Regions from separate parts of the Homo sapiens genome. Here region 1 is linked to region 2. A link is a loop called in an ENCODE intact Hi-C map of the cell type or tissue named here. Cell type or tissue: dorsolateral prefrontal cortex. All regions are shown on one strand. Links, peaks and the distances in the headings refer to the core of each region. The heading gives the core; the rest is flanking DNA.

What was found. A loop is a pair of places that touch in the nucleus more often than their neighbours do. Peaks named below come from ENCODE experiments on the same cell type or tissue, not always from the same donor. Only the 100,000 strongest peaks of a DNase experiment are listed, where the experiment ranks them.
Region 1: it touches region 2 in a loop (5-fold over the local background); 92 of 110 quality-filtered maps call a loop at or near these places.

Annotation. Positions count from the first base shown.
Region 1 is chr3:127,650,162-127,655,541 of GRCh38, forward strand. All of the region lies in intron 2 of PODXL2 (podocalyxin like 2), which reads left to right. Among named protein-coding and RNA genes, the nearest start is that of ABTB1, 20 kb to the right of the region's middle. In dorsolateral prefrontal cortex, for the core only: CTCF peaks have their summits at 2,192 (motif pointing right) and 2,403; a DNase peak (open chromatin) is centred at 2,190; H3K27ac peaks cover 1,096 bases.
Region 2 is chr3:127,968,649-127,974,028 of GRCh38, forward strand. The region is part of intron 5 of KBTBD12 (kelch repeat and BTB domain containing 12); the gene reads left to right. Among named protein-coding and RNA genes, the nearest start is that of KBTBD12, 56 kb to the left of the region's middle. In dorsolateral prefrontal cortex, for the core only: a CTCF peak has its summit at 2,524 (motif pointing left); a DNase peak (open chromatin) is centred at 2,503.

The DNA.
Region 1 (5,380 bases), core at 208-5,207, 320 kb before region 2:
CTTGAATAGAAGAATCAGTTCATTGATATTTCAGCCTGTGCTGAAGTTCATCCCTGGGATTATGGCTGCCCTGAGAGATAGAAGTAAAGTCCAGAGTGACTTCGATAAACTGGGGAAAGAAACCTATACAGAACTGTGATGAAATATAGGAGGGAAAAATGATCTATTTAGGGAACAAAGCCAGCACCATAATGAGTTTAAAAGAAAGCGGAGAAATAAGGCCTAGGGGACCCAGGCCTGGGGCTTCATCAGGGTGAGCTGGAGCTGCATCTGAGCCAGCACCAACCCATCACAGGGGGCGCGGGAGAGCTCAGCTTACCAGCTGTGATAAATGACAGTAGTGCCACTGGAGTGGAGAAACCCCTTTACATTTTGCATCAATTAGTCTCAAGTTAGTGAATCTTGTTCAGTTTTCAATAGTTCATTCAGCAAATATTTACTGTGTACCCCCTGTGCTGATTTTGTAACACTCTTTTTTGTTTTTTGTTTGTTTTTTTTGTTGTTGTCGTTGTTGTGACGGAGTCTTGCTCTGTCGCCCAGGCTGGAGTGCAGTGGTGCGATCTCGGCTCACTGCAAGCCCCGCCTCCTGGGTTCACACCATTCTCCTGCCTCAGCCTCCTGAGTAGCTGGGACTACAGGCACCCACCACCACACCCAGCTAATTTTTTTTTGTATTTTTAGTAGAGACGGGGTTTCACCGTTTTAGCCAGGATGGTCTCCATCTCCTGACCTCGTGATCCACCCACCTCAGCCTCCCAAAGTGCTGGGATTACAGGCGTGAGCCACCGCGCCCAGCTGTAATACTCCTAAAACTGTGGTGAGGCTGGGTGCGATGGCTCACACCCGTAATCCCAACGCTTCGGGAGGCCGAGACGGGTGGATCACCTGAGGTCAGGAGTTCAAGACCAGCCTGACCAACATGGTGAAACCCCATCTCTACTAAAATACGAAAATTAGCCAGATGTGGTTGCGGGCACTTTAATCCCAGCTACTCGGGAGGCTGAGGCAGGAGAATCGCCTGAACCCAGGAGGCGGAGGTTGCAGTGAGTTGAGATCGTGCCATTGCACTCCAGCCTGGGCGACAGACTAAGACTCCATCTCAAAACAAACAAACAAAAAACACCAGGGTGAATCCAGAGTTTTCACAAGAGAAGGATGAAAACAGAAAGGTTGAGAATAAAGAATAATTACAGTTGTTTAGCCCCAGGAAAAGAAGCTAGGTTTAGGGGCAACTAAGAGACTATGTACATTGTTTCCTCTGAAGGCGGTGCTAGCAGGTGCTGCTCACTTACCAGATGAAACAGAGATGGACTTGAGTTGTAAAGGAACCATCACAGCTGGGTTTAGGCAAATGGGGGTGTAGGGGTAAGTCAATAACACAGAAATGCCTCTCTAAAGAGACCCAGCCATATTCTTGAAGATAATTGCCAGCCCATCTTCTCTAGACTCACCAGTGCCTGCCAGAGGGCTGAGGCCTCGTCAGGTAGCCTCCTGTGGTCCCTTCCCGTGTTAGGACCCTGACCCTAACCACGGATACACCTGCCGTGAGCTGGGCTGTGTGGATGCTGAGAGGAGCAGAGAACATGGAGTGTGACAGAAGGAAAGTGTGCCTTCTGTGGGCTGGGTGTTTTGCATTCCTGATGCCACTTCATCTTTGTAACAACCTGAGGTATTAGCCTCACATCATGGAGAGGTGGGTGTGTGGCACACAGAGGCAAGTGGCCACCCAGAATTCCAGCCCATGCCTCCAGAACCCTGAAGCTTGGCCTGGGGCTCTTAACGCCAGCCACTCTTGTGATTCAAGCCCAGCTTTAAGGAGGTTGGCTGCGGCCACAAAGGTACGGGCAGACTGGGGAGAGGTCATGATTCTGCTTGTCAGCTTGCTCCTGTCCAGCATCCCAAGCCAAGCCCGGGTGCTGGACTAAATGACCAGGATGTGTCAAAAGACACTGGCTTTAACCACACAAGAGTCTAAGAGTCTTACAACTTTACAACTGTGACAAGTCTAGCATCACAACTTAGAGCAAGAATCCTCCTCTCCTGGGCTCCCTCATGTGGAAAAGGCGAGAGATGGGCCCTTTGCTCTTGCAGGGCCTCTGTCTACCTGTAAAATCCCTGAGTCTGGGATTTGGAGACCCAACTGTTCTGAGGGCTCTGGGGAACATGTGGTTTCTGTTTAGAGCCACCAGGGGGGGCTGTGACTTCACAGTGCCATTCCCAGCAGTTCTGGGAGGGTCGGGAGCCCAGGAGCCTAAGTGTTATCCTGCAATCAATCCAGGAGGTCCTCCAGGGCTCTCCTGTGCAACGAGGGGGTCTGCCCCAGGTGTCTTCTGAGCTGCAGCTTAGACATTCGTGGCCTCCCATGCTCCGAGGCCCAGCCCGAGCCTCTCCCTGGAGGGCTTGAGCCTTGGATGACCTTTCTCATCCTTCAGTGCCCCAGCTCTTCCTGAGGACAGGGATGAATCCATGGAGCCAGCCCTTAGACTTCCACGTGTCTCCAGTGTGTCTCCCGGGCGGCTCGGCTTCCTCACACCTGTGTCCAGGTGTGGGGCTCTAGAGGTACACCTTGGTCCCAGACACGCTTTTGGGGTTTGGCTACAAACTAAAAGGGCTTCGTGGAGGGACCCTTCTCCTGAGCCTGAAGTGGATGGGGTAGGAAGGGATTCCCTGGAGCGCTCAGCTGGTCAGACCCTCCCTCTGGAATCAGAGCTGTCCACGGCAGCAGGGCTGAGGGTGTGGGCATCAAGGACTTGCCCTGGGTCACTGAGGGCAGGCTGGGAGGGCAGGTAGCCCTGTCATGTGTCCCCTCTCTCCTCCCTCTCCTCTTGCCTCTCCCCTCTCTTTACTCTCCTCATCTTCATCTCCCTCCTTTTCCTGCTCAGCTTCACTTCTTTGTTTCTCTTCTTCCATTCCCAATTTGATCCTTTTTCACCTCCAAAGTGCCTGCTGAGGCTTCCTCTCCCCTCTCAATGCAGCGAGTCCCTAGAAGCCTGATCTGTATTCCTTGGACACCTGAGTGGGAAAAGCACCTTCCTCCCTGTCTCTCAAAACTGTCTCACCTGCTTCAGGGCGGTGTGGCTCCTTCCTGCCACAGGGCTCTGCGCTCTCAGCCAGGATAGCCTGCCCTGTCCCTTGCCATGTTTCTATTCCCCTCTTGACAGCTCAAGCATGTTCGCTGACCTGTAGTGAAAGTCAGTGTCTCAGGCCGGGTGCAGGGGCTCTCTCCTGTAAGCCCAGTACTTTGGGAGGCCAAGGCAGGCAGATCACGAGGTCAAGAGATCAAGACCAGCCTGGCCAACAAGGTGAAACCCCGTCTCTACTAAAAATACAAAAAATTAGCTGGGCGTGGTGGCGTGTGCCTATAGTCCCAGCTACTCAGGAGGCTGAGGCAGGAGAATTGCTTGAACCCAGGAGGCGGAGGTTTCAGTCAGCCAAGATCGTGCCAATGCACTCCAGCCTCGGTGACAGAGTGAGACTCCATCTCAAAAAAGAAAAAAAAAAAAAGAGAGAAAGTGTCTCTCACATGTGCACGCTCTCTCTGTTACTCCTTATTTTAAAAAATTTTCAATTTACAGAAAAGTTGCAAGAATAATTCCGTCCACCCCTTGCTCGGACTCCCCCATTATTAACACTTTGCCGCAGTTGCTGTATCAGTGTGTATGTGTACATGTATGGATATGGAGATGCAGATCTGTACTTCTTGCTAAACCATTTAATGGTAAGTTGCAGACATGATGCTCCTTTGCTCCAAATACTTCAGTGTGCATTTCTTAGGAACAAAGCATTCTCCTAAAAACCACAGCAGGATGATCAAAATCAGGAAATTAACACTGATACAATATGCTTCTGTAATTACAAACTTTATTCAAACTTTGCCAGTTTTCCCAGTAGTGTCTTTTATAGCAAAAGAAAAAAAGAGCAGGGTTTCATAGTCCACTATCCGGTCCAGAATCACGTACTGCATTTAGTCCGCATGTCTCTTTTGTCTCTTTTTTATTCTGGAAAACCCTCTAATCTTTCTTTGTCTTTCATGACCTTGACATTGTTGGAGTGCAGGCCAGTTATTTTGTAGATTGCCCCTCAATTTCAGTTTGTCTCAAATTTCCCCATGGTCAGATTCAGGCTCTGCATTTTTGGCAGGCATATTGTGGACGTGATGCTGTATCTTCTTAGTGAATCGTACCGTGGTTCTGCTCTTGGGTAAAGCCTGGCTTCTTCACTCTTTATTCTCAACTCCCATTTGGATCCAGTCTCACGGGCCCTCTCCTGGGACCCCTGCTTTCACACTGCTGGTGTTTGCCCTGCAGCTGCCCACACAGACGCCCCTCACCCCACTGGTTCCTAGTGTGTGCTCCCATCAGGCCTCCCGGTAATTCTGTTTCTGTTTTAGGAGACATTTGTAATACTGAAATCATATTTACACTTGTCAACAGATGAGTAATCCCCTCCTGCCCTGCCCTTTTTCCTAGATTTTCTTTGACTTAAAACTCAAGTGCTTAGGCTTTAGTTACATTCGGTATAAAAAATGAAAAATAAAAACTCAAGTGCTTATCCTGCTCCTCATTCTATGGAGACACTTCCACTTTTCCTGTTATTATTTTACCAGGTAATAACTCCTTTAATAATAATAATGGCAGGCGGATGGCCAGGTGCGGTGGCTTACGCCTATAATCCCAGCACTTTGGAGGGCCAAGGTGGGCGAATCCACCTGAAGTCAGGAGTTTGAGACCAGCCTTGCCAACATGGCAAAACCCCGTCTCTACTAAAAATACAAATTTTTCTTTCTTTCTTTTTTTTGTGAGACAGAGTCTCACTCTGTCACCCAGGCTGGAGTGCAGTGGTGCAATCTCGGCTCACTGGAACCTCTGCCTCCCGTGTTCAAGCGACTCTCATGCCTCAGCCTCCCAAACAGCTGGGATTACAGGCACCTACCACCACACCTGGCTGATTTTTGTATTTTTAGTAGAGACGGGATTTCACCATGTTGGCCAGGCTGGTCTTGAACTCCTGACCTCAGGTGATCCACCCCCCGCTTGGCCTCCCAAAGTACTGGGATTACAGGCATGAGTCACCATGCCCAGCCATAATACAAAAATTAGCTGGGCTTGGTGGCAGGTGCCTGTAATCTCAGCTTCTCTAGAGGCTGAGGCAGGAGAATTGCTTGAACCTGGAAGGTGGAGGTTGGAGTGAGCCGAGATCACACCACTACACTTCAGCCTGGGCAACAGAGTGAGACTCTGTCTCAAATAATAATAATGATAATAACAACAACAATAATAATAGCAGGAGGAGGTGGAGGACCCCCCACAGTTAACTGAGTGTTTACTCTGCACTGCGGACTGTGCGCAGGGTCACCTCACTGAACCCTGACCAGAGCCCT
Region 2 (5,380 bases), core at 149-5,148:
GAACAGCTAATGGATGCTGTGCTTAATACCTAGGTGATGGGTTGATCCGTGCAGCACACCACCATGGCACACATTTACCTATGTAACAAACTTGCATATCCTGCATATATACCTCGGAACTTAAAATAAAAGTTGAAGGAAAAAAAAAAGAAAACGAATCAATGTAATATGCCGTATTAGTAGAATAAAGGGAAAAAAACAGATTATCTCAATAGATGCAAAGAAAAAAAATAGATGCACCCTTTCGTGCTATAGATACTTAACAAACTGGAAATAGAAAGTAACTTCCTCAGCCCGATAAAGGGTATTTATGAAAAATCTACAGCTAACATCATGCTTAATGGTAAAAGACTGAAAGGTTTCCCCCTAAAATCAGGAACAAGGCATGAATGCCTACTCTTGCCACTTCTATTCAGCATTATACTGGAGGTTCTAATCAGTAAAATTATGAAAGAAAAAGAAATATAAAGCATCCATATTGGAAAGTAATAACTAATTGCATATGACATAATCATTTTTTTCGAAAATCTTAAGGAATTATTTTAAAAAGCTACTAGAGCTAATAGACAGGTTCAACAAGGGTGCAGGACATAAGACCATACGCCAAAAAATTGTATTTCTATACACTTACAATGAACAATTAAAAAATGAAATTAAGAAAACAATTCTATTTACAATATCATCAAAAAGAATAAAATAGGAGTAAATTTAACAAAAAAAGTACAGGATTTGTACACTGAAAACTGCAAGACATCATTAAAAGGAATTAAAATTCTATATAAATGGTAAGATATTACATACAAAAATTGATAGGATGATCCTAAAATCTATATGGAAATGTAAGAGACCCAGAAAAGCCAAAATGATCTTGTAAAAGAACAAAGATGAAAGACCCACACTTCCTAATTCTGAAGCTTTACTTCAAAGCTATAGTAGTCAAGACCATGTGGTACCAGCATAATGATAGACAAAACATATCGATCAGTAGAATAGACTTGAGAGTTCAGAAATAATCCCTCCATTTCAGTCAACTGATTTTCAACAAGGCTGCCAAGACAAGTCAGTGAGGAAAGGATCCTTTTTTCAACAAATGGTGCAGGAATAATTGGATATCCACATGCAAAATAATGAAGTTGGAATCCTGCCTCTTACCATGTACAAAAAGGAACCCAAAGTAGATTAAAAATCTAAACATACAACCTAAAACTGTAAAATTCTTAGAAGAAAATGTAGGCATAAATCTTGAATTAGGTGATGGTTTCTTAGAAATGCCAAAGCACACATACCAAAAAAAAAAGATAAATTGTACATCAAAAATCAAAACGTTTGTGCTTCAAAGAGCAACAACAAGAACATGAAAAGACAACCCACAGGATGAGAGACAATAATTGCAAATCATGTCTGGTAAGAGACTTGTATCTAAAATACATTAAGAAATCTTATAACTCAATAATAAAAAGATAACATATTTTTAATGGACAAAGGAACAGAATAGACACTTGTCCAGTGAATATAAACAGATGATCTAGTGCTCAACATCATTAGCCATTAAGAAAATGCAAATCTAAACCATGATGAGATACACTTCATACCCACAAGGATGACTACAATGAAAAAAAGATAGATAATAACAAGTATTGTCGAGGTTTGGAGAAATCAAAACCACCATACGTTGCTGGTGATATAAAATAATGCAGCTGCTCTGGAAAAGTCTGGCAGTTCCTCAAGAGGTTGACACAGAGTTGCCATACGATGCAGCAATCCCACTCCTAGGTATATATCCAAGAGAATTGAAAATATATGCCCACCCTTGTACCTGAATGTTCACAGCAGCAGCATTCGTCTCAGCCAAAAAGTGGAAACAACCCAAGTGTCCATCCACAGATGGACAGATAAGTAAAATACACAAATAAGTAAAATACTGTCTATTTAAGCAGTGGAATATCATTTGGCAATAAAAAGGAATGAAATACTAACAGTTGCTACAACATAGATGAACCTTGAAAGCATTATGCTAAGTGAAAGAAGGCAATCACAAAAGACCACATATCACATGATTCCATTTATATGAAATGTCCAGAAAAGGCAGATGGATAGAGGCAGAAAGTAGATTTGTGATTGCCAGAAAATGGAGAAAGGGTGAATGGGTAGTGACTGCTAATGGGCAGAGGATTTATTTTGGGAGTGATGAAAATGTTCTGAAATTAGACAGTGGTGATGGCTGCACAACTCTGTGAATATACTAAAAAACCATTTTTTTATACATTTTCAAGGGGTGAATTTTATGATATATGAACTATACCTCAATAAAGCTGTTGTTAAAGTGAAAAAGTCAGAACTCCTTCTCTTATATCCTCACAGTAATCAGCTTGGTGTTTGACACTAATGAGGAGAATTAAGCTGAACTGCCCATGGTGAGGGTGCTTAGAGGCAGGTTCCTTGAGTGAAAGAGGCAGAAATGGCCCATTCCAGAGACAGAATTAGGCTTCCTGAGACAGAGAAGACAGTGGTGGCAGATGACACCTAGTGGCAGGAAACTATTCCCTGCTATAAGAACATCCAAGGGATGACAACACTGTGGCCTTAGGTACCTGCAAAAGATTCCTGTGGTTGGCACGCAGAAATCCTGCCTTTTAAGGGACCCTGTGGGCTTGGACAGAGGGCATCTTGGTGATAATCATAATGAACTGAATACCGAAGAGCCACTCTCATGTTTTCTAGCTCAAGTGTGCCCTCAGGATTCTTGTATATCTCACAAAGAGGAGTTGCTCCCAGAGGGCTCAGCCTTCTCCCTGCTGACAAAGCCCCCACTTTGGCTCTTGTTCCAGCTGTTGGCCCTTTGAGACTCAACTGCATATTCTTGCCAGGCTCTGGTTTCTGTCTGTTTCCCCGAACTCTGGTGCAGGGTCCCCCCATTCCCTACTATGGCAGCCCATCGGTACACACTTGTTTGCCACTTGTGGCTGTCTTCCCTTCCTCCAGGATGGCAGGGGAGCTCAGGGAGCAGGCTGAGGGAGCAGGGAGGCCTCCTGTTTCTCCACTTCAACTCTATACTGGCTGCCAGTGGGACCCGCTGTGGGCAGGGGGATTTCTTCCCAGAGTCCAGGCTAAGTCCCTTCTGCCTTCAGCCCATCTGAGCCATTTTCATCATCTTCTTTGGCTAACTTCTAGGGGACCCAAACAACATTTTCACCTTAGTATCAGCCCCTCCAAATCTTCCTTCCTTCACCCAGGACTGGAAATGCTCTCTACCTCCTCCATCTGTCCAGCAAGAACTTCCCTCAAATCACCCCTCTGCCTCCTCTAGTTTAGTCTTGTGGCACAGTCTTAATGGTGAAAAGCCTGTCGAGGACAAATCTGAATTATCAGAAAGAGAAAATGCACTGGGAAGTACTTCAAAAATGAATTCTTTTACTAACCAATGCAGATTAAAATTGACAGCTGACAGTTACCTGGTTACCCTGTGCTAGGGAAAATTCTAAGCACTTTGCATGTGTTAATTTATTTGATTCTCTCAACAGCCTGCAACTATTATTTCCCTTATTTTAAAGGTGCAGAAACTGAAGCCATCTAAAGAAGTCAAACAGAGGGTAAATGTTGAATTTGGGATTCAAAGTTAGATAGTCTGGCCCCAAAGTCTATATTTTTAGCAGTAGGCTAAACTGTCTCTCCATACCAGACAAATCAAATCAGAATATTTGGTTATGGGGCCTGGGCATCAATATTTTTTAAAAATCTTCAGATTTTTCTAACATGCAGTCAGGGTTAAGAGCCTGGCTGATGTCTGTTGGGTTTTCATTCAACAAACCTTTATTGAATGCCTTTCTAGGTAGTAAGCCCATGTTAAACCCCAAAGATACACATACAAACATGTTTGGTTCCAGCCCTAACAGAGCTCATTGAGGGCAAAATAAGGAAGTTGCTGTATTGTTGGATGATGGACTCAGCTAGCTGCTTAGAATGTAGTTGTGCTTCTTCACAAAATAGCTGATTCTAGGTTTGGAGCACAGAAATTGCAAGGTAAGGTTCAGATATCCTGTTACACCAGAAAGCAGGTACATTGTCAAAGACTTAAGGGAGTCATGAAAAGACAGAGAAACCAGCCTGAAAGGGCAGTCACTGGCCAGATTCAAAATAATTCAAACATCAAAAATCGTAATTGACTATAATTGACTGAAACACATTGAATCAAAAGCCAGGTAATAAATGTAGAAGTCATGATAGAAGGATAGCCAAGATCCTAATTTGTATAATAGTTGGTTCAGTCAGAAATCATCAATGGATGCTAAAAGCATCGGTTGAAAGGTTATAAAGAACAGGATAGTCACATGGCACTGAAGACATATTACCTGATAAATCACAGACTAATTACAACATGAAAAAATATGTACTTTTACAATGGAGAAATTGGATAGCCACCGCTGTAATCAAATAATCATCATTAATAATGATATAATTTTATAGTATTTGCTTCCTATATCATTCAGTATAGAGTCTTCTCATGTCCCCACCACCACCAAAATACTTAACTTGTGTCCAGTCAAACCTCTACATTTTACCTCCAGTTTATAGGAAATAGAGGAAGAACAAAGTAAACAACCCTATGAGGAGATAGGTGAATTCAGCTTGTGGGACATTCTACAAGAAAACTGACCCTGACTCAAAAAAATTAATGTCACAGGGAAAAAAACCCAAGATGGGGGCCTTCCTAAATGAAAGGAGACCAGAGAGACATAATAACAAAGTATAATGTGTGAAGGTTGGTTGGATGATGGTTTGAAAATAACAGCTATTGAGTTATTCTGGGGACAACTGGGGAAATTAGAATATGAACAGGATTTTATTCAATTTTATAGAATTAATGTTATTTTTTCATAGGTATGATAATGGTTTGTGATTATGTAAAGGAATTTCCTCATCCTTAGAAGAAGTATGCTGAGTATTTAGGAGTGAAGTATTATGCCTGTAATTGATTTTTCAAGGTTTCAGGAAAAAAAAAGTGTGTGTGTGTATGGGGTGGGGACATAAAGATAATAAGGCAAAATGCTAACTATTATTGACTCTAGATGCAGAATACACCGGTATTCAGTGTACTATTCTTTCACCTTTTCTGTATGTTTGAAATTTCTCAAAATAAAAAACTGATAAAAGAACAAAGCTTTGATAGACACCAGCTATGGTGGCCACTATGCTACAAGTCTGTTTTATCCTAGTACTAATGACTACAGAGAAAAAGATGGAATGATGGAAGTGGTTTGTTTTACCTTTGGCATCCCCGTGCCCCCCAGCCACACCCTGGAGAAATTGTACTAAACTTATGATATCCTGGAGGAGAGTTACTATTTTCATTTTCAACTTCCTATCTGTCCTACAGTATATA